2 separate regions of the Homo sapiens genome follow, and region 2 is linked to region 1. Evidence: chromatin loops called from intact Hi-C (ENCODE). Cell type or tissue: A673. All regions are shown on one strand. Each heading gives the region's core, and the rest is flanking DNA. Links, peaks and the distances in the headings are about the cores only.

What was found. Peaks named below come from ENCODE experiments on the same cell type or tissue, not always from the same donor. Only the 100,000 strongest peaks of a DNase experiment are listed, where the experiment ranks them.
Region 2: it touches region 1 in a loop (3-fold over the local background); 10 of 110 quality-filtered maps call a loop at or near these places.

Annotation. Positions count from the first base shown.
Region 1 is chr5:37,407,347-37,417,950 of GRCh38, reverse strand. All of the region lies in intron 5 of WDR70 (WD repeat domain 70), which reads right to left. Among named protein-coding and RNA genes, the nearest start is that of WDR70, 33 kb to the right of the region's middle. In A673, for the core only: a CTCF peak has its summit at 4,776 (motif pointing left); a DNase peak (open chromatin) is centred at 4,760.
Region 2 is chr5:37,550,375-37,560,978 of GRCh38, reverse strand. All of the region lies in intron 9 of WDR70 (WD repeat domain 70), which reads right to left. Among named protein-coding and RNA genes, the nearest start is that of WDR70, 180 kb to the right of the region's middle. RefSeq lists a silencer at 7,498-7,792 and an enhancer at 7,498-7,792. In A673, for the core only: a CTCF peak has its summit at 5,860 (motif pointing right); DNase peaks (open chromatin) are centred at 6,698, 7,678 and 8,098; H3K4me3 peaks cover 1,910 bases; H3K27ac peaks cover 4,205 bases.

The DNA.
Region 1 (10,604 bases), core at 1,591-9,590:
GCACTTACTTAAATCTGCAAGTTTTGCAATTTGCTATGTATACACTAAATTGACAGATGTTTACCAGAGTTTACTGCTGAATACCTGGACATTAAAATAACTTGTATTGGGCGCAGTGGTTCATGTCTATAATCCCAGGACTTTGCGAGGCCAAGGCAAGAGGATCACTTGAGCCAAGGAGCTCAAGACCAGCCTAGGCAACATAGCAAGACTCCACCTCTACAAAGAATAAGGTAATAAAATAATTAGCTCGGCATGGGGGTGCACGCCTGCAGTCTCAGCCACTCAGAAGGCTGAGACAGGAGAATCACTTAAGCCCAGGAATTTGAGGTCACAGTGAGCTATGATTGTGCCACTGCACTCCAGGCTGGGCAACAGAGCAATACGCTGTCTCTTAAAAAAAAAAAAAACGTCGGTGGGGGTGGTGGCCGGGTGCAGTGACTCATACCTGTAATCCTAGCACTTTGGGAGGCTGAGACAGGCAGATCACCTGAGCCCAGGAGTTCGAGACCAGCCTGGGCAATATGAGGAAACTCCATCTCTAGAAAACACAGAAAAATTAGCCGGGCATGGTGGCGCCCACCTGTAGTTCCAGCTACTAGGGAGACTGAGATGGGAGGATTGCTTGAGCCTGGAAGATCAAAGCTGCAGCTGAGTAGTGAGCATGCCACTGCACTCTAGTCTGAGTGACAGAGCAAGACCCTGTCTCAAAAAAAGAAAAAAACAAAAACTTGTAAGTAAAGAGACTATAATCAAAGTCAGATAAAAAGTACCCCCATATTTGTCACTGCACTTAAAGTATGCTTTGGATTATCTTTATAACTTAGTCCATCTTCCTTAAAGTATCCTCATTTTGATCCATACTAGCAGTGTCCATCACATAGCAGATGCACAAAATATTTGTTGAGCAAAATAAAAACCACTGCTCAGAGGCAGAAACAACCCTTGAGAGGATACAAAAGCTTACCTGGAAAGGGAGCTTTAAAAAGACTGCACACTTTTGACATAATTGTGGAGGACTAGCCTAGAAATGTGTAAGTGGAGTATTAGCTTCTCAGCTTCTAAAGAGTAACTGTGGCTGGGCACGGTGGCTAACGCCTGTAATCCCAGCACTTTAGGAGGCCAAGGCTGGCAGATCACTTGAGGAGTTTGAGACCAGCCTGGCCAAGATGGCAAAACCCTGACTCTACTAAAATTACAAAAATTAGCCAGGCATGGTGGCACATGCCTGTAATCTCAGTTACTCAGGGGGCTGAGGCACGAAAATCGCTTGAGCCTGGGAGGTGGGGCTTGCAGTGAGCCGATATCACCCCATTGCACTCCAGCCTGGGTGACACAGGGAAACTATCTCAAAAAAAAAAAAAAAAGAAGCCCTCTCCCAAGCCCTCTCCCTCTCCCTCTCCCCACGATCTCCCTCTCCCTCTCCCCACGATCTCCCTCTCCCTCTCTTTCCACGATCTCCCTCTGATGCCGAGCCGAAGCTGGACTGTACTGCTGCCATCTCGGCTCACTGCAACCTCCCTGCCTGATTCTCCTGCCTCAGTCTACCCAGTGCCTGCAATTGCAGGCGCGCCGCCACGCCTGACTGGTTTTCGTATTTTTTTGGTGGAGACGGGGTTTCGCTGTGTTGCCCAGGCTGGTCTCCAGCTCCTAACAGCGAGTGATCCGCCAGCCTCGGCCTCCCGAGGTGCCGGGATTGCAGACGGAGTCTCGTTCACTCAGTGCTCAGTGGTGCCCAGGCTGGAGTGCAGTGGCGTGATCTCGGCTCGCTACAACCTCCACCTCCCAGCTGCCTGCCTTGGCCTCCCAAAGTGCCAAGATTGCAGCCTCTGCCCGGCCGCCACCCCGTCTGGGAAGTGAGGAGCGTCTCTGCCTGGCCGCCCATCGTCTGGGATGTGAGGAGCCCCTCTGCCTGGCTGCCCAGTCTGGAAAGTGAGGAGCGTCTCTGCCAGGCCGCCATCCCATCCAGGAAGTGAGAAGCGCCTCTTCCCGGCCGCCAGCCCATCTAGGAAGTGAGGAGCGTCTCTGCCCGGCGGCCCATCGTCTGAGATGTGGGGAGCGTCTCTGCCCCGCCGCCCCGTCTGGGATGTGAGGAGCGCCTCTGCCCGGCCGCGACCCCGTCTGGGAGGTGAGGAGCGTCTCTGCCCGGCCGCCCCGTCTGAGAAGTGAGGAGACCCTCCGCCCGGCAGCCGCCCCGTCTGAGAAGTGAGGAGCCCCTCCACCTGGCAGCCGCCCCGTCTGAGAAGTGAGGAGCCCCTCCGCCCGGCGGGAGGGAGGTGGGGGGGTCAGCCCCCCGCCCGGCCAGCCGCCCCGTCCGGGAGGGAGGTGGGGGGGGTCAGCCCCTCGCCCGGCCAGCCGCCCCGTCCGGGAGGGAGGTGGGGGGTCAGCCCCCTGCCCGGCCAGCCGCCCCACCCGGGAGGGAGGTGAGGTGGGGGGGTCAGGCCCCCCCCACCCCCAGCCGCCCCTTCCGGGAGGGAGGTGGGGGGATCAGCCCCCGGCCCGGCCAGCCGCCCCGTCCGGGAGGGAGGTGGGGGGGTCAGCCCCCCGCCCGGCCAGCCGCCCCGTCCGGGAGGTGAGGGGTGCCTCTGCCCGGCCGCCCCTACTGGGAAGTGAGGAGCCCCTCTGCCCGGCCACCACCCCGTCTGGGAGGTGTACCCAACAGCTCATTGAGAACGGGCCATGATGACAATGGCGGTTTTGTGGAATAGAAAAGGGGAAAGGTGGGGAAAAGATTGAGAAATCGGATGGTTGCTGTGTCTGTGTAGAAAGAAGTAGACATGGGAGACTTTTCATTTTGTTCTGTACTAAGAAAAATTCTTCTGCCTTGGGATCCTGTTGATCTATGACCTTACCCCCAACCCTGTGCTCTCTGAAACATGTGCTGTGTCCACTCAGGGTTAAATGGATTAAGGGCGGTGCAAGATGTGCTTTGTTAAACAGATGCTTGAAGGCAGCATGCTCCTTAAAAGTCATCACCACTCCCTAATCTCAAGTACCCAGGGACACAAACACTGCGGAAGGCCGCAGGGTCCTCTGCCTAGGAAAACCAGAGACCTTTGTTCACTTGTTTATCTGCTGACCTTCCCTCCACTATTGTCCTATGACCCTGCCAAATCCCCCTCTGCGAGAAACACCCAAGAATGATCAATAAAAATAAAAAAAAAAAGAATAATTGTGACTAGATCAGAAGCTAACTTTGATTCAATGAAATGTTTAGGAAGAAAGTAGCCATGCCCACAGCCAAGGATGGCCATTCCATTCATTCAACTAATATTTCTTGAGTACCTACTATGTGCTAGGTATCTGTCAAGCCACTGAGGATACAGCAGTAAAAAAAAAAAAAAAAAAACAGACTGTCCTCATAGAACTTACATTCTTATGTGAAGAAAGACAATAAACCAATACACAAAAATGTCAGATAATGATAAGTACCATAAAGCAGTGATAGGAAAAGAGGTGGGATGGGGAGCAGGGGGGACCTATATAAGATGGACAGAGAAGGTAACACTTGAGCACAGATCCAAGCAAAATAAGGGAGCCATGTGAAGTTCTGGGTATTATTCCATGTGGAAGAAAGAGTAAATAGAAAGTTTCCATGCGGGAATAAGAATAGAGGTCTCCAAAGAAAACCAGAAAGATCAATGTGGCTAGAGAGGAGTGAGCAAGCCAGGGGGTAGAAGGGGATAAAGTCAGTGTGATTTGCAGAGGCCAAGGCAAAGAACCTGAAGTGATAGGAAGAAACCAGACGTTTGGAGCAGAGAAGTGACAAGATCTGATATATATTTTCTTTTTTTTTTTTTTTTTTTGAGACAGAGTTTTGCTCCTGTTGCCCAGGCTGGAGTGCAATGCGCAATCAAGGCTCACCGCAACCTCCGCCTCCTGAGTTCAAGCGATTCTCCTGCCTCAGCCTCCCAAATAGCTGGGATTACAAGCATGCACTACCACGCCTGGCTAATTTTGTATTTTTAGTAGAGACAGGGTTTCTCCGTGTTGGTCAGGCTGGTCTCGAACTACCAATCTCAGGTGATCCATCCGCCTTGGCATCCCAAAGTGCTGGGATTACAGACGTGAGCCACTGTGCCCGGCAAGATCTGATATATATTTTCAAAAGTTTGGATTAGACTAATGATCACAGAAATAAACCTTATTCAACTTTATAGACTTCAATATTAAAGTATGAGGAAGCTATCCTTAAAATTCCCACATAGGAATCTTTTTTTTTTTTTTTTTGAGACAGAGTCTCGCTCTGTCGCCAGGCTGGAGTGCAGTGGTGCGATCTCGGCTCACTGCAACCTCCGCCTCCCTGGTTCAAAATGATTCTCCTGCCTCAGCCTCCCAAGTAGCTGGGATCACAGGCACACGCCACCATGCCCAGGTAATTTTTCTATTTTTAGTAGAGACAGGGATTCACCATATTCGCCAGGATGGTCTCCATTTCCTGACCTCATGATCTGCCCACCTCAGCCTCCCAAAGTGCTGGGATTACAGGTGTGAGCCACGGTGCCCAGTCAGGAATCTCTGTTACTTATCTAAAAAGCTTAAGATAAAATTTTAAATATATTTGAGAGAATTTTTCTGCATTCTTCTTCAGAGAAAAAAAAGTAATTATTCCAACACTAATCTCAATCTCAAACTCACTTGTTCCAGTCTGTAGAAGACATTATTTATAAAAGATTCTTTTTTTTCCTTCCACTATAGACAGGCAAAGGGAAAAACTGGATGCTTGCCAAAGAGCTTCTATTGCCCCCTAGTGCCCATTTTCACACATTAGCAGTTTCGAAACCCTAAGGAACATAGTCACTGGGTTTTGGAACACAGCTTCTAGCATCCTCTGCTGACATAACCTTGCAGGCGTAATTAAATTACTCTGTTTTAAAGGACATTAATTCTACTTTGAAGTTAAAATAGTTAAGTTTTCTCATACCAATTTTTTAAAACTTTTCTTCTTTAATTGAAGTCAACTTCAATTAAATTTAAATTGGTTATTGATCAAATATTGGTATTGATGATGAAAACAATGATAAAACCCAGCCATTCTGAGTGCCTAGTATGAGTCCTATGTTGCGTGTTTACATGAATCACCTTATTCTTACATCAACTCCTGGGAACTAAAAGATAGTTTTCTCCCGCTTTGAATTCTTCAGCCTCTCCCCATGTATCAGGGAAAGAGACTGACTGATACAGGTGGCTGGCAATGATCAAGGCCAAGGGGATGAGATGCCTCAGACCAGAAGACAAAGCAACACAGTGGTGGCCCAAACTTGGACTCCCCACCACAGAACGTGCTAGCCAGGGAGTCAGACAGAGTTCATGGAGAACAGGTGCTCACAACTAGAAAGCTGCTGTTACATCCAGCCCTTAGTTACAGTCATAAAAATCCAACTTTCTATTTTCTGTAGTAATGGGAAACAGGATAGCAAAGATAATGAAAATCCTCAGTAATCCTAAAGTTTCCATTTAATTATGAGTTAGAACCTCCTTCATCCCTAAAAAAAAAAAATTAGAATCATGAACAAGTAATAGAAATGGTTAAAAGATGTTTTGTTTTGTTTTGTTTTGCTTTGAGATGGAGTCTCACTCTTGTCACCCAGGCTGGAGTGCAATGGCAAGATCTCAGCTCACTGCAACCTCCACCTCCCGGGTTCAAGCAATTCTCCTGCCTCAGCTTCCCGAGTAGCTGGGATTACAGGCGTGCTCCACCACGCCCAGATAATTTTTGTATTTTTAGTAGAGACAGAGTTTCACCATGTTGGCCAGGCTGGTCTCGAACTCCTGACCTCAGATGATCTGCCCGCCTCAGCCTCCCAAAGTGCTGGGATTACAGACATGTGCCATAGCATCCAGCCAAAAGATGATTTTTCACCTGTTTTCTCTGATACTTCCCACTTGAATTTTTTTTTTACTTAGTTCTAAGAAAAATAATCATAATCCTTCAAATTCTACTGGAAAGAACAATTTTATTACCATTATAGATAAACAAAATGGAATAAAATAAGTAAAAAAAAGTTTATCAAAAAGAAATTATAATATAATTAATATTTTTAATATAGTGCCTTTAGCAGTAAAACTAAATCCAACTACTAACTAGTAACTGAAGTAAAATACATATAAGAAACAAAAAAATTAATCACAGTTGGGACAGTGTGGTTTATAACGTACCTACTAGTAAGTACTCTGGTAATTTTGCTTCCAATTTTAGAGCTATCAAATTGTTTTTTTCAAATCAAGACGGAGTCTCATTCTGTAGCCCAGGCAGGAGTACGGTGGCATGATATCAGCTCACTACAACCTCCACCTCCCAGGTTCAAGTGATTCTCATGTCTCAGCCTCCCGAGTAGCTGGAATTACAGGTGCGTGCCAACACACCCGGATAATTTTTGTATTTTTAGTAGAGATGGGGTTTGGCCATGTTGGCCAGGTTGGTCTTGAACTCATGACCTCAACTGATCCACCCGCCCTGGCCTCCCAAAGTGTTGGAATTACAGGTGTGAGCCACTGCATCTGGCCAAAAAAAAAAATCATTTGTAAACAGTATTGTAACTAGGAGGGGCACAAGGAACTATAGAGATGACAGAAATGTTCTGTACCTTATTTGGGATGGTGGTTTCACATAATATATACAACTGTCAAAATTCACCAAACTGAACCTTTAAGATCTGTGCACATTATTATATTAAATAACACCTTAAAAGCAAGGTATGGTGGTTCACACCTGTTATCCAGCACTTTGGGAGGCCAAGACAGGAAAGCGGCTTGAGGCCAGGAGTTTTGAGACCAACCTGAGCAACACAGCAAGACCTTATTTCCACAAAATAAAAATAAAAAAACAAATAGTTACACCTTAATAAAAACAATCACACTTTTTAGAAAGTATTGTGTGACTGTTTTAAGGAAAGAAAACTACAACTTTTTCTGATTCATTTGCCAGGTAGGTTCATAAGCTATCAAAATAAAGCGAGAATAAAGTTTTAATCTATAAATTTAATTAACTAAGTCATCTCTATCTTGAGGCAGCTCTTACAATTATTAAACTATAATGTATCTAAATTGTAAGGTTAGGGCAAGGCATGTATAATGGTTCTTATGGAAATAGATGTTTATTTACAGTTCTATGCTCACATTTCCTTTGTTCACACTTCCATACCTACTTCCATTTTCCATATAGAAACTAAGGGCTATGTGTCATAAAGAAAAAACACATTTGAATGTCACAAGCTTTTCATTTATAAAAACCAAAAATGTTCAATTCCATTTAACAAATATGTACTCTGTACATACCATTTATAAGGTATTGCATTAGAAGACACAGGACTTTTAAAAAACTACCATACCTTTCATACAAAAGTTCCTGTACTTGAGGTCTTAATATATGATTGGAAAAGAAAGGTAAGGGAGTTAGGACAAGCACACAAATAATGATTTAACAACAAGAAGCCAGAAACCAAGCCTGGGAAGTAGCAAATGCAGCTAGCATCTGGAGAGGTTGCTTAGAGGAAATTATATTTCAAATGGTCCCTAAAGGGTACACAGAATTTTAACAAGCAGAAACTGGAGGAATGAGAAAGTAGCATTAAAGTTTTCATCAGTACTCAAGTCAAAACTAGCAGACTCAGGCCAGGCACAGTGGCTGACAACTATAATCCCAGCACTTTGGGAGGCCATGGCAGGCAGATTTCTTGAGCCCAGGAGTTCGAGACCAGCCTTGGCAACATGGGAAGACCTTGTCTCTAAAAAAGAAAAAAAAAAAAAAAAAAAAACTAACAAACTCCAAGCTGGGTGGACTCACATTCGCCTGTAGTCCTAGCTACTTAGGAGGCTTAGGCAGAAGCACTGCTTGAGCCCAAGAGTTTTAGACCAGCCTGTGCATCATAGCAAAACCCTATCTCTTAAAAAAAAAAACACTAGTGGACCCCTTTCTCAGAGAAAATGAATGGGCAACATAGAGATTGGTGAAGTCTGAAAGATTTATGCATCAGGTCTTCTATATATTTGCCTATTGTGATGAAAGATTTGACATGTCTTTGAAAAAATATTCTGAATTACTGATAAAGCCACTGCTAACTGAGGAATGAATTATAATAGTTGTGAAAAATAACGGGAAAGAGTGAATAACTAAAACATTCTCTTAAAAAAAGCCAGTTTCTCAGCCGGGCATGGTGGCTCACGCCTGTAATCCCAGCACTTTGGGAGGCCGAGGTGGGTGGATCACCTGATGTTCAGGAGTTTGTGACCAGCCCGGCCAGCATGGTGAAAACCCGTCTCTACTAAAAATACAAAAATTAGCCGGGCATCCTGGCACACACCTGTAATCCCAGTTACTCGGGAAGCTGAGGCGGGAGAATCGCTTGAACCCAGAAGTCAGAGGTTGCAGGGGGACGAGATCGCACCACTGCACTCCAGCCTGGGCAACAAGAGCAAAACTCCATCTCCAAAAAAAAAAAAAAAGTAAGGCCAGTTTCTCACATTTGTTAGTGGGAGCAAGGAAAAAGGCAGTTTTTATACCTTCATTTCCCTTATGAGTGCTTCAGTGATCCTCGGTATAAACAAACCTGACAGATACACAGTCAAGCTTGACAAAAATCTCGGCTGAGGCTAGTTTTTTGGAATCTTCCCTTAATAAAATAAACCAAAAAGATTACATCTCATTTCCGAAGAGAAACAGTAGAATAACTACACAGCAGAACCAGACACAAAAGAATTCAAATGAAATTCAGCCAGGCATGGTGGCTCACGCCTGTAATCCCAGCACTTTAGGAGGCCGAGGCGGGTGGATCACCTGAGGTCAGGAGTTCGAGACCAGCCTGACCAACATGGTGAAACCCCATCTCTACTAAAAATACAAAAATTAGCTGGGCATGGTAGCAGGTGCCTGTAATCCCAGCTACTCGGGAGGCTCAGGCAGGAGAATCACTTGAACCCAGGAGGCGGAGGTTGCAGCGAGCCAAGATCACACCATTGCACTCCAGCCTGGGCAACAAGATGAAACTCCATCTAAAAAATAATAATAAAAATGAAATTCATGCATGTTAATACTCTGACCAAATCTTAAGAGTTTAAAGATTGCATTAGTACCAATAAACTTTACACTTTTTATTCCTTTGGAGAAAGGTAGCTAATGTTCACAAGTATGAAATAAAATCAAATAAGCACACATGCTATATATATTATATATAATACACACACACACAATATTAAAGAACCATTCACAATGGCTAAAAAGACCCAAAAAAATTCAAAATAAATAACTTGTCATTGCTATAACTGAAAGCAACAAATATTGAATATAGATACTCACTGCTTAGTTGCTAGTTGCCCCTTATCATCCATTCTTTGTATTGGAAGCATTAAATTTTAGGTAGACTCCTGGCCTCCAAAAAAGAAAAACTATTACACTTCTCAAGTTAAACAAAGATACAAAGTTCAAAATGAGGAGGCTTCTTTATCCTTATCCCTCTACCTTCTTTTTTCAATTTTTTGAGCCAAGTGTCTCGCTCTGTCTCCCAAGCTGGAGTGCAGTGGTGCAATATCGGCTCACTGGAACCTCCACCTCCCAGGTTCAAGTGATTCTCCTGCCTCAGTCTCCTGAGTAGCTGGGATTACAGGCGTGTGCCATGACACCTGGCTAATTTTTTTATATTTTTAGTAGAGATGGGGTTTCACTATGTTGGCCAGGCTGGTCTCAAACTCCTGACCTTAGGTGATGCACCCACCTCAGGCTTCCAAAGTGCTGGGATTACAGGCATGAGCCACTGCGCTTGACCTTGTCCCTCTACCTTCTTACTGACAAAAATGCAAAATTAATGGCTACAGCTACAGCATCTAACTTGAAGCCTGTATACTAAAGATGGCAGAAAAAAAGACAGACGCAGACGAGATCTGAGATATCCTGGACCTGCAAACTAGTTCTATTCCATTTAACTCCTTATTCATTAATGTGAGGGAGAGAAAAGACTTCTATCTTGTTTAAGCCACTGTTGTTTTGCATTTTCTGTCACTGGCAGCCAAATTAATAATACACTAACTAATATACACTTAAAACAGGCTCCACACTCAATTCCACAGGCTTCTAAGTATGGGAGGCAGCATCATACTGTAAAAGCATGGTTAGGCTGGGCACAGTGGCTCACCTGCCTGTGGCTCACACCTTTAATCTTAGCACTTGGGGAGGCCAAGGCAGGAGGATCTCGTAAGGCCAGAAGTTTGAAACCAGCCTAGGCAACATGGCAAGACCCCGTTTCTACAAAAACAGACAAAAGGCGTAAAAGGAAAAAAAAAAGCACAGATAGCCTACGTGTGCATAACATCTCTCTCACTTAATAGCTAAAGTAGGCAAATAAATAAATTGGACTAATTATTTAACCTCTGTGGGAAAAATTTGAGAAATATTTACCAATTATTTAGTGGTTCTGACTTATTTCTATTTTTTTTAAGATGGAATCTCACTGTCACCCAGCCTGGAGTACAGTGGTACGATTTTTAGCTCGTTGCAACCTCCGCCTCCCAGGCTCAGGTGATCCTCCTGCCTTAGCCTCCTGAGTAACTGGGACCACAGGTGCTCACTACACCCGGCTAATTATTTTTTGTATTTTTGGTAAAGATGGGGT
Region 2 (10,604 bases), core at 1,065-9,064, 140 kb before region 1:
GATTGGCTTCTTGGTGGTCTGCACCTATAGTCCTAGCTTCTCAAGAGGCTGGAGAAGGAGGACAGCTTGAACCCAGGAGTTCAAGGCTGCAGTGGGCTATTATTGCACTAGTGCAATCTGTCTGGGTGACAGAGCAAGACTCTGTCTCTTAAAAAAAAAAAAAAAAAAATCTGCTTCTGCAAGCCCTGTTCATGTAATAAAATAAATGACGAATAGCTAATAGGATGTCCAGGGAAGGCCCAGTGAAGGCCCAGTGATTCCAAATGTCACAAAGCTTCTAGCTGCTAACAAAGAGGCCTAGTCTCTTTTTTATAAAGAACTATTGAAGCATATTAGATAGGCTCATTTATAATTTGGAATATGCAGTTGCATAACTTGAAGAAATTATGGTAGGAATTAGCAATAACTAATAAAGTTTAATTTATGTTTGGTCAGCAAAGTGTATATAATTTAAATATTTGAAACAGCAGAAAAATAAGAAGGAAAAGTGTCAACTATAGACATACAGCTTACCAGGTAGACTCTCATATTTGACTTTAAACTGAGAGTTCTGGAGAGGTGTGCCCTGTAGCTCATAAGATACATCCTAACAGAAGGAGCTGAACTAGATGAAGAGAAAACATATGGACCAACAGGTCAGAGAAATAACTTTAAATAAAGTAAAAAAAACAATTCATTGAAAGTGCAAAATCTGTAATGATTTTGAAAAATATCTGGCCCTGATCTGCTTCTCCAAACAATACAACATTAGCAATTTATAATATTTACATTAAAAAAAGTAGTGTCTATCTCTCTCTCTTGAATTATAGAAACTCATAATTCAGGCTAAATGGAAACAATTATTCGCTTTTCTTGGTTTTAAGTACTCTCTCACTAGTTTGCTTAAGTTGGCTAACTAAAATATCAAAATTTTATTCTGCTATCAAAAAGAAATTATTCTAAAAAACATTAAAAATCTGAAAGTTATTAGCATAATCAATAAATACAATAACACAAAGCTCATGAGTCAAAACAAGAAACTAAAACAGGTGACATTTTTAAATATAAGAAAAACAATTAGTTTATGTTATTAAGGGACAGTAAGAGTCAATTCATAATTTCCTAAGGCTTTCAAAAAGTTTTTTTTTTTTTTTTATACTGAATTTTGCTCTTGTTGCCCAGGCTGGAGTGCAACGGCGTGATCTCAGCTCACCACAACCTCTGCCTCCTGGGTTCAAGTGATTCTCTTTCCTCAGCCTCCCAAGTAGCTGGGATTACAGGTGTGTGCCACCACCCCCAGCTAATTTTTGTATTTTTAGTAGAGACGGGGCTTCACCATGTTGGCCAGGCTGGTCTTGAACCCCTGACCTCAGGTGATCCACCCGCCTCGTCCTCCCGAAGTGCTAGGATTACAGGCGTGAGCCACTGCGCCCGGCCTCAAAAAGCTTTATACTCCTACTGACTAACACATTTCTGGCAATCAACACCCAAATAAATCAATATTTCTATAAAACTTTACAGGAATATGCTCTGGATTAATATTTGTGTTAAGTGAGATGAAGGAGGAGGAGAATGGGTAAAGGAAAAAGCATGAGAGAGGAAAAGTGGGGGAGGAAGACAGAAAGGAGGTAGAAGAGAGAGAGTGGAAGAGTAGAGAAGGGCTAAGAATAAATTCGATATGATAAATTATGCCAGGCCAAATTATAAGAAAAGTTCAATACATCTTGCTTAGTGATGAGGATAGTGTAGCATAAGAATACACAGAATTGGCCTGGCATGGTGGCTCACGCCTGTAATCCCAGTACTTAGGGAGGCCAAGGAGGGTAGGTTACAAGGTCAGGAGTTCGAGACCAGCCTGGCCAACACAATGAAACCCTGTCTCTATTAAAAATACAAAAATTAACTGGGCATGGTGGCGGGCACCGGTAATCCCAGCTCCTCGGGAGGCTGAGGCAGGAGAATCGCTTGAACCTGAGAGGCAGAGGTTACAGTGAGCCAAGAGCACACCACCACACTCTCCAGCCCAGGCGACGGAGCTAGATTCCATCTCAAAAACAGAAAAAGAAGAAAAAAAAAAAAAGAATACACCAAATTATGACAGTAAGTATCAGGGTAAGAAAAATTAATAATCCAGCTATGGGAAAGAGGTAAGGATGGGAATAAGTAAGAAAAGGACAACAAAACTAGGCTTACTAACTTGAAAATGATATCGCTGTGGAGCCACCCAACCTGCTTTCCCTATAGAGGAATTAAAATGTATCTATATAAATAATACAGATGGCTGACAGATAACGCAGAACAGAGAAATAAACTTTTGTCAAGAAGTGGGTATTTAGGAATCAAAGAAAAAAAATTGTTTTAAAGAATCAACGTGGGCTGGGTGCAGTGGCTCATGCCTCTAATCTCAGCACTTTAGGAGGCTGAGGCGGGTGGATTGTTTGAGCCGAGGAGTTCAAGACCAGCGTGGGCAACATGGCAAAACCCTATCTCTAAAAAAAAAAAAATTTTTTTTTAATTAACCAGGAAGGTGGTGTGCACCTATAGTCCCAGCTACCTGAGAGGCCCAAGTGGGAGAATCACTTGAGCTTGGGATGTCGAGGCTGCAGTGAACTGTAATTCTGCCACTGCATTCCAGACTGGGCAACCAGAGCAAAATTCTGTCTCAAAAAAAAAATCAAAGCTAAATACATTGTGTTCAAAACAAAACATTTAGGACAAACTACATGCAATTCAGGATCTTCAAAACATAAATATCAAACTATGTCAGAAAATCTAGACAGATTACATCATATCAGTATTCCTAAACAAATGGCTGATATTTCTGTTGAAGGTACATTCAGAAGGGCTTTCCTTGCATCTAAAAACAAATGAAATTCTTATAGAATTTTAACTACTACTGAAACCTGAATAGCCAAGGCGGTTGGCATATTTAGAGTAAAAGAGTGGTCATGCTAGTTCTTACAGGAAGTGTAATAAACCGATATTAGTTTCACAATACATTCCTTTCATATACCTTTCATCATACATAATAAATATACATAATACTCTTTTGAAGAGTATTCAAAAGAGTACTCTTTTGAAGAGTTTTCAAAAGAGTATAAATCTGAAGAGGAAAACTAAATTAGATGCTCATACAATACAAAATATAAATAATTTATTTTTTATTATATAGTCAACTCTGGCAAGGTAGATTACCTGATGTATGGATTAGCCATGAAATATATGTTGATTTAATAAGATATTTAGAATTACCATGAACCAGAGTTAAATGTCCTTATTAGAAGATACCTAACACTTGAAACTAGTTACCAAAAACTCAGCACTGACTCTGCTACAATGTTTAACTCCTCTTACCACTAAGTCTATAGTACCTCCCACCCCTTGCCAAAAGTGTGTCCCAAAATAATTACTTGAGATTCCCACACAAAAACCAAGTGAGGAAGAGAAGAAAAAAGGAAGGCTCTTGCAATTGCTGATCTTGTGAGAGAGTCATATGAGTTAATACAAAGTGCTTATAAGAGTTCACCTGGCACATAGCAAGTGGTTGGTAACACTGGCTACTACCCTCATACAAAAACAGTGTCTCAAGTCCTGGTCTCCACAAAGTCTCTAGTAAAAATAAATAGTCCATATTTGGCAAACTTATGGTTGATCTATTCAGGGTTCCTGTCTTGCCAATGGTCTTCAGAACCCATCAGCATTAATTACAATAGCTACTTGGCTGGTCATTAACATCAGTGATTTTGCTAACCTTTTTTTTTTTTTTTCATTTTTTTAAATGAACTTCACAGATTTCAAGCACTAACTTTGCTGTTTTGAAACAACAGGTAACCATGCTGGCTGGCCATAGATTTCATTCCATATTCAAGTACCACCAGATAGAGTTAATTCAATTCACCTGATCTTTTATTTTTAGCAGTTACACAGGTCTAAAATCAAAATCTCAATGATTTCATCTCTAACATACAATTGCATTTTTAAAAGGAAAACGAAATATTAAGCCCAGTGAAACCCCTCCATATTACTCCTTAATACTAATTTGGATGAAACAGGACTGGCAGTTGGCTCCCAACCTCCACAAGAGGCTCAACCTAGTTATTTAATCAATTTTATTACATAACCCTATGTTTAATGTCATCTCATATTTTACACAACTGAATATTTGGGGCTCCTTTTATAGTGTTATAGAAGGGTTTTGCTGTATCCCTAATTGACACATGACATTCCTATGTTTAAATTCTGCATTGTTCCTGCTCTCCAAGACTGACCAGCCCACCCTTCCCTATTTTCCTCTAATTGCTACTGCAATTTCCCACAGTCCCAAGGCATCTGCCTGGTTAAAAGGAATGTTAACAGCTGCATAAAATTATAAGATGAATTAAAAAATCATTAAAAAGAGATAGTACTCTATTGAAAAATGTGGAGATGAATAAAGCATTTGGTATTTCAAACATCATTAGTAAGTTTGCTTAAGATCAAGGACTTCTAAAAGAAAATATGACTTGAGTGAAGATAACATATGTTTATTATAGAAATTAAATATTTCAATTATCAGAGCTAGAAGAGAAACCGAGTAATTTTAAAACTTTTCAAAATCAATAAATTAGCTTTTTCAAACAGAATTTCATGTCTAAAACAGGTAAGTTAAGGGACTTGCTAGTCTACCCAATCCCTTGATATTAGAAGATAAAAACTAGATGATAGTAGCTACCACGGAATTGGTCAAATCATACAATTCAGTCAAGCAAGAATTAGTACACAAAAATAAATTCTTTGGAAAGTGGGACTATTTTTTCTCAAATACTTCTCTGCATCTAAACACAGACGATAATCATATGCTTTTTGAAAAAAAAAAAAAAAGAGGAAGAAAATCCAAAATATGGAACTAGTTGCATATGTAAGGTATTTAACAATACTATTTATAATAGAGAAAAGTGAGTAACAATGGCTTGGTTAATTATAGTACTTAAAACTGAACATTGGCTGGGTGCAATAGCTCACACCTGTAATCCCAGCACTTTGGGAAGCTGAGGCTGGTGGATCACCTGACGTCAGGAGTTGGAGACCAGCCTGGCCAACATAGTGAAACTCCATCTCTACTAAAAACATAAAAATTAGTCAGGCGTGTTGGCATATGCCTGTAGTCCCAGCTACTCGGGACGCTGAGGCAGGAGAATTGCTTGAACCCAGGAGGTGGAGGTTGCAGTGAGCCAAGATCACGCTACTGCACTACAGCCTGGGCAACAGAGCAAGACTCCATCTCAAAAACAAAACAAAACAAAACAAAAAAAACTGAACATTATACCACAAGTAAGAACTATATCACAGCAGGGAAAGGGGCTTCTGGCATAAGGTTAAGCGGGAAAAGGTGAAGTTTTAGGTAAACTATACTTATAGCATGCTCAAGTACATGTAAAAACATTCTAAGATATTTCCTCCTCTCAAAACATTACTAGTTCTGAACTATTAGAGCATGGGAATCAGGGGTGAGATCTTGCCTCACTAAACTGCCCAAGATTTCTGCAATGTTGTTATACTGCTTTTAGATATAAGGAAATACAAAGGGCACCAGAAAAAAAATCATAGACTTATTACCTCATAACCTTAAGAAATTCATTCATCAATCTAAGCATTTGAGAACTTCATCTCTTTTAATGTTTATGAGAATGTTGTGTTGGAAGTGGGGATAAGATAGAATTCATTTAATGCTTATAAATCATAAATAATAAACATCATTAATAAGTGTTTTAAGAGTCTAGGAAAAAAGACTGCCTCATATCACTACGTTATACTAATTATGCTGTGAACTGGTTGGGCTTTTCCTGTCAATTTTTTCTGTGAATTTTCCAATGCATTTGTTGCCTACAATTCTAGCAGCTGCCATTAGGTGGTGCCTTCTCATGGGAGCTAAGGCCTAAATAAAGGAAGAGGTAAGGTACACAACACAATTCTATAAACAGTAGAACATGTTATCAATAATCATAATAAAATGTAGCTAACTATTCACTCTAAGAGATGGCTGGCTACATAAGAAACATAATTTAAAGAAATGTAAATAATTCCCTAATACATATTTAAACCATATATTTAACCTTTATTTCCTCCATTAAGTTCCTGTAAAAATCTGTAACTAAGACACAGAGGCACATAACTGTAGTCCCAATACTCGAGAGGCTGAGGCAGGAGGGTCATGTAAGCCCAGGAGTTTGAGGCTGTAGTGCACTATGATTACACCTGTGAATAACCACTGCGCTCCAGCCTGGGTAACATAGCAATACCCTGTCTATTTAAAATGTGTGTGTGTGTGTGTGTGTGTGTGTGCGTGCAGGTGCATGCGTGTGTGAGTATGTGTGTGTGTGTGTCTGTTAGCCTAAAAGGTAACAGCCTACAGTTTATTCTGTTCACTGCTTCTGCTTATTTCTGCCTTGCTTTGACCACTTTAAGGCTTCTGGGATTTACAGCTGGGTATGAAATCTTACTGATGCCTGGAATTATTTTCATTTAGCTACTTTCCTGGACTTCCATTCATCTTTCAACCTCAATCTAAAACATTATTTCCATTGTGAAGCCTCCCCTGATCATCCAAGCAACATCTTCCTCCAAATCTCACAGAACTTGAGTCAGGCAGACCTAAGTATAATGCTTATTTAGCCCTCTGTAAGACAGTAGGCCAGCACATACACATATATTTTATGAGCCAGCAATGCTGGCCTATGACCAAGATTACATCAGCCTATAAAGCCAGCCAGTTCTTTATAGGCCAAGACCTAGCAGAGACAGGCTCACAATTTTCCACAATAGCTCTTAACAGATACATGACTTAGTAGCTGTCTTTGGTAATGCTGGCTAAGTACAAACAACCTGAGCGTACTTAAAAAAAAAAAAAAAAAAGGAGTATTGCACTAAATCAATGGCAAAGTTTGCAACAAATTAATTAACCAAATGGATCAACTGTCTCTGTGGAAGGCTGTTGTTAAAACAATATTCCATAATCCCTCTAAGACAGATGTTTATAAACCTTTCAATAATACTAACAATAATAATAGCAACTAACTTTTATGGAGTGCTACCATGTGATGACACTATTCTTAGCACTTTAAGTACATGAACTCAATTAATGCTCGCACAATCCCATTTTACAGAAGACAAAATAGAGGCATGGAGACATTAAATAACTTGCCAAAAGTCACACACTTAGTAAATGGCAGAGCCTGGATTCAAACCTAGATATTCTGGCTCCAGAGCCTGTCCTCAGAACTACTACATTATATTTCCTTGCAGCTAAAAGAAATATAGAATGTTTTCAAAATCTGGAGAAAAGACACAATAATGAACTTGTGACTGCGTACCACACTCAATAAAGGTGGTGATTTGCACATAGAAGATACATTTTACACAGCCTCAGCACATGCACAAGCACACATGCGCACGCACAGACACATACACACCTGAAACAAAAACTTCAGGAAACAGTACTGCTTGCGACACACACTGACAATTTCTACTCTATTTTATTTTGTAGAAAATGTTGGTCATGATGCCAAAAAAATCTTAACATTCAGTTTGAAAAAGCACCGCACTACCACAGGATCAGCCTTTAGTACACAACTATCCATTCTGAACAGGATACAGATGGTTGTGGGCTTAAGATAAGAAGGCCAGAGAAGGAATGTGGTATAACGGAGCCAGACGTGAGTTCCAATCCCTAACTCCACCCCTAAATAAATGTGTAACATAGCAAGTCACTTCCTTCTTTCAACCAATGCCTTGAAGATTAAGTTAGGGTATATAAAGCTCCCGGATCACAACACTCATAAAGAAAGGGCTATTTTCTTCCCCCACACCAACTATCAAGTTTACTCTGTTGGCTTAAAGTCCTTTTTATTAAAGCAGGGGCTGAGGTTATTTTGAAGTAAGAAAAGATCCAGAAATTGACAATAGGACTTACTGAAGATTCAAGCACCCTCTTATCTGCAGAGAACTTTCTCAGGCGAGTCTGAGCTAACTTGCAGGCTGAAAAGTACCTACAGGAAAACTCTGCTCTTGGACTATAGAATCTGTGTCTCTTGACAATTAGGGCTTCTTGTTACTCTGAAGAAACAATCCAGAATGAGCCACTTCCATCCTATTGCTGTAACTTAGCATTATGAGTGTCAATGATCACAGGAGACAGGAAAGCACCCTGGAGAGTAAGGACCATGTTGTTTTTATCTCTGTGCATTCAGCTCAAGGCTGGTGCCAAATGTAGCGAACGACCCAAAATAGTAGATATTTTTAAAAAATGTTTGTGGAGTTTAACTGAAGAAAAATTTTCAGCTCTGGCAAATGGAGAAAGGGCACTCTAAATGCAAACCTGTATCTATCATCTTATCATCTGTTTCACTTCTGTGGGACCCCTTTTTTGCCTCTTATTCCTGCACTCAAACAAAAGGTAACCATTCTTGGTAACTACTTTTATGCTATCCACTGCTTTCACTCCTCTTGCTAATCAAAGTCCTTCCTAATGAAAGTTTACCACTGGCTTGCTTCTTTGTAGTTTAAAAATTCTTCTTAACATAGATAACTGGTATTTCTTTAAAGGTCAGGATTAAATTAATGTAGTCTAAGTCTTATTTTACAGATAAAGACACTGGTTCAGAAAGGACAAATACGTTGCCTAAGCTTAGACAAGGAGTAGATGATAGATGTTGAATTTATGTTTCAAGCTTTGCGCGATAGTAATAGCAAACTTGGCCTTTTGTATTTAAAATGCATCTGGTTGAAGGAAACAAAAAACAGAATGGAAGTAAATATATTAAGTATCTACTATGTGCTAAGTACTGTGCCCTCTATACATCATCACATTTAAAGCTTGCAACAAACCTACAAAGTTGTACAAATATTTATCTTATAAATTATCTGGTTGACATAAAAAAAAATATGGAGCTCGGCTGGGTGCAGTAGCTCATGCCTGTAATACCAGCACTTTGGGAGGTCGAAGCAGCTGGAATGCCTGAGGTCAGGAGTTCGAAACCAGCCTGGCCAACATGGTGAAACCCCATCTCTACTGAAAATACAAAAATTAGCCGGGCATGGTGGTGGGCGCCTGTAATTCCAACTACTCGGGAGGCTGAGGCAGGTGAATCACTTGAACCCGGGAGGCAGAGTTTGCAGTGAGCGAGATTGCACCACTGCACTGTAGCCTGGGCGACAGAGTGAGACTCCGTCTCAAAAAAAAAAAAAAAAAAAAAACTAAACAATGAAACAATAAAAAATAATTTTTTTTTTTTTTTGAGAAAGAGTCTCACTTTCTCACCCAGGCTGGAGTGCAATGGCACAGTCTCAGCTCACTGCAACCTCCATCTCCTGGGTTCGAGCGATTCTCCTGCCTCAGCCTCCCAAGTAGCTAGGACTAAGGCATGTGCCACCACACCCAGCTAATTTTTTGTATTTTTAGTAGAGACAGGGTTTCACCATGTTGGCAAGGCTGGTCTTGAACTCCTGACCTCGTGATCCACCTGCCTCGGCCTCCCAAAGTGCCAGGATTAGAGGTGTGAGCCACCATGCCCAGCTAAAATAATAACTTTTTCAAGACACAGACAGCACAATAAGACATAAATAGTAATAACAAAAAGTTAAAAAGCTAGGGGACTATGTTAAGGCACAGTCTTCACTAGTTTTTTTTGTTGTTGTAATTTTTTTTTTGCGGAGGGGGGGAACAAAGTTTTACTCCTGTTGCCCAGGCTGGAGTGCAATGGTGTAATCTCAGCTCACCGCAACCTCTGCCTCCCGGGTTCAAGTGATTCTCCTGCCTCGGCCTCCTGAGCAGCTGGGACTACAGGCATGTGCCACCATGCCTGGCTAATTTTTTGTATTTTTAGTAGAGATGGGGTTTCTCCATGTTGGTCAGGCTGGTCTTGAACTCCTGACCTCAGGTGATCCACCTGCCTCGCCTCCCAAAGTGCTGGGATTACAGGCGTGAGCCACTGCACCCAGCCAGTCTTCACTAGTTTTCTTTTGCTTGTTTGTTGATTTGTTTATGCAAATAACGTTAAGCTGCTATCATCTTAAAATAATGGGTTACAAGATAGTATCTGCAAGCCTCATAGTAACCTCAAACCAAAAAAACATACAACAGATACACAAAAAATAAAAAGCTAAATCAATCACCTTCACTAAGAAACAGACAGGAAGGAAAGAAAGGAAGGAAGAGAAGACCAAAAAATAACCAGAAAACAAATAACAAAATGGCAGGAACAAGTCCTTACTTATCAATAATAACACTGTATGTAAGTGGACTACACTCTCCAATCAAAAGACATGGAGTGGTTCAACAGATAAAAGAACAAGACTCACTGATCTGCTGACTACAGGAAACACACCTCCCCTATAAAGACACACAGACTGAAAATAAAGGGGTGCAAAAAGATATTCCATGCCAATGGAAACCAAAAAAGAGCAGGAGTAGCTATACTTTGTTGACAGAAAACCAGCAAAGAAACATCAGACCTAATCTGCACTGCAGACCAAATGGATCTAATAGACATTTACAGAACATTCCATCCAACAGCTATAGAATATACATTCTTTTCCTCAGCATATGCATCATTCTCAAGAACAGATCATATGTTAGGTCACAAAACAAG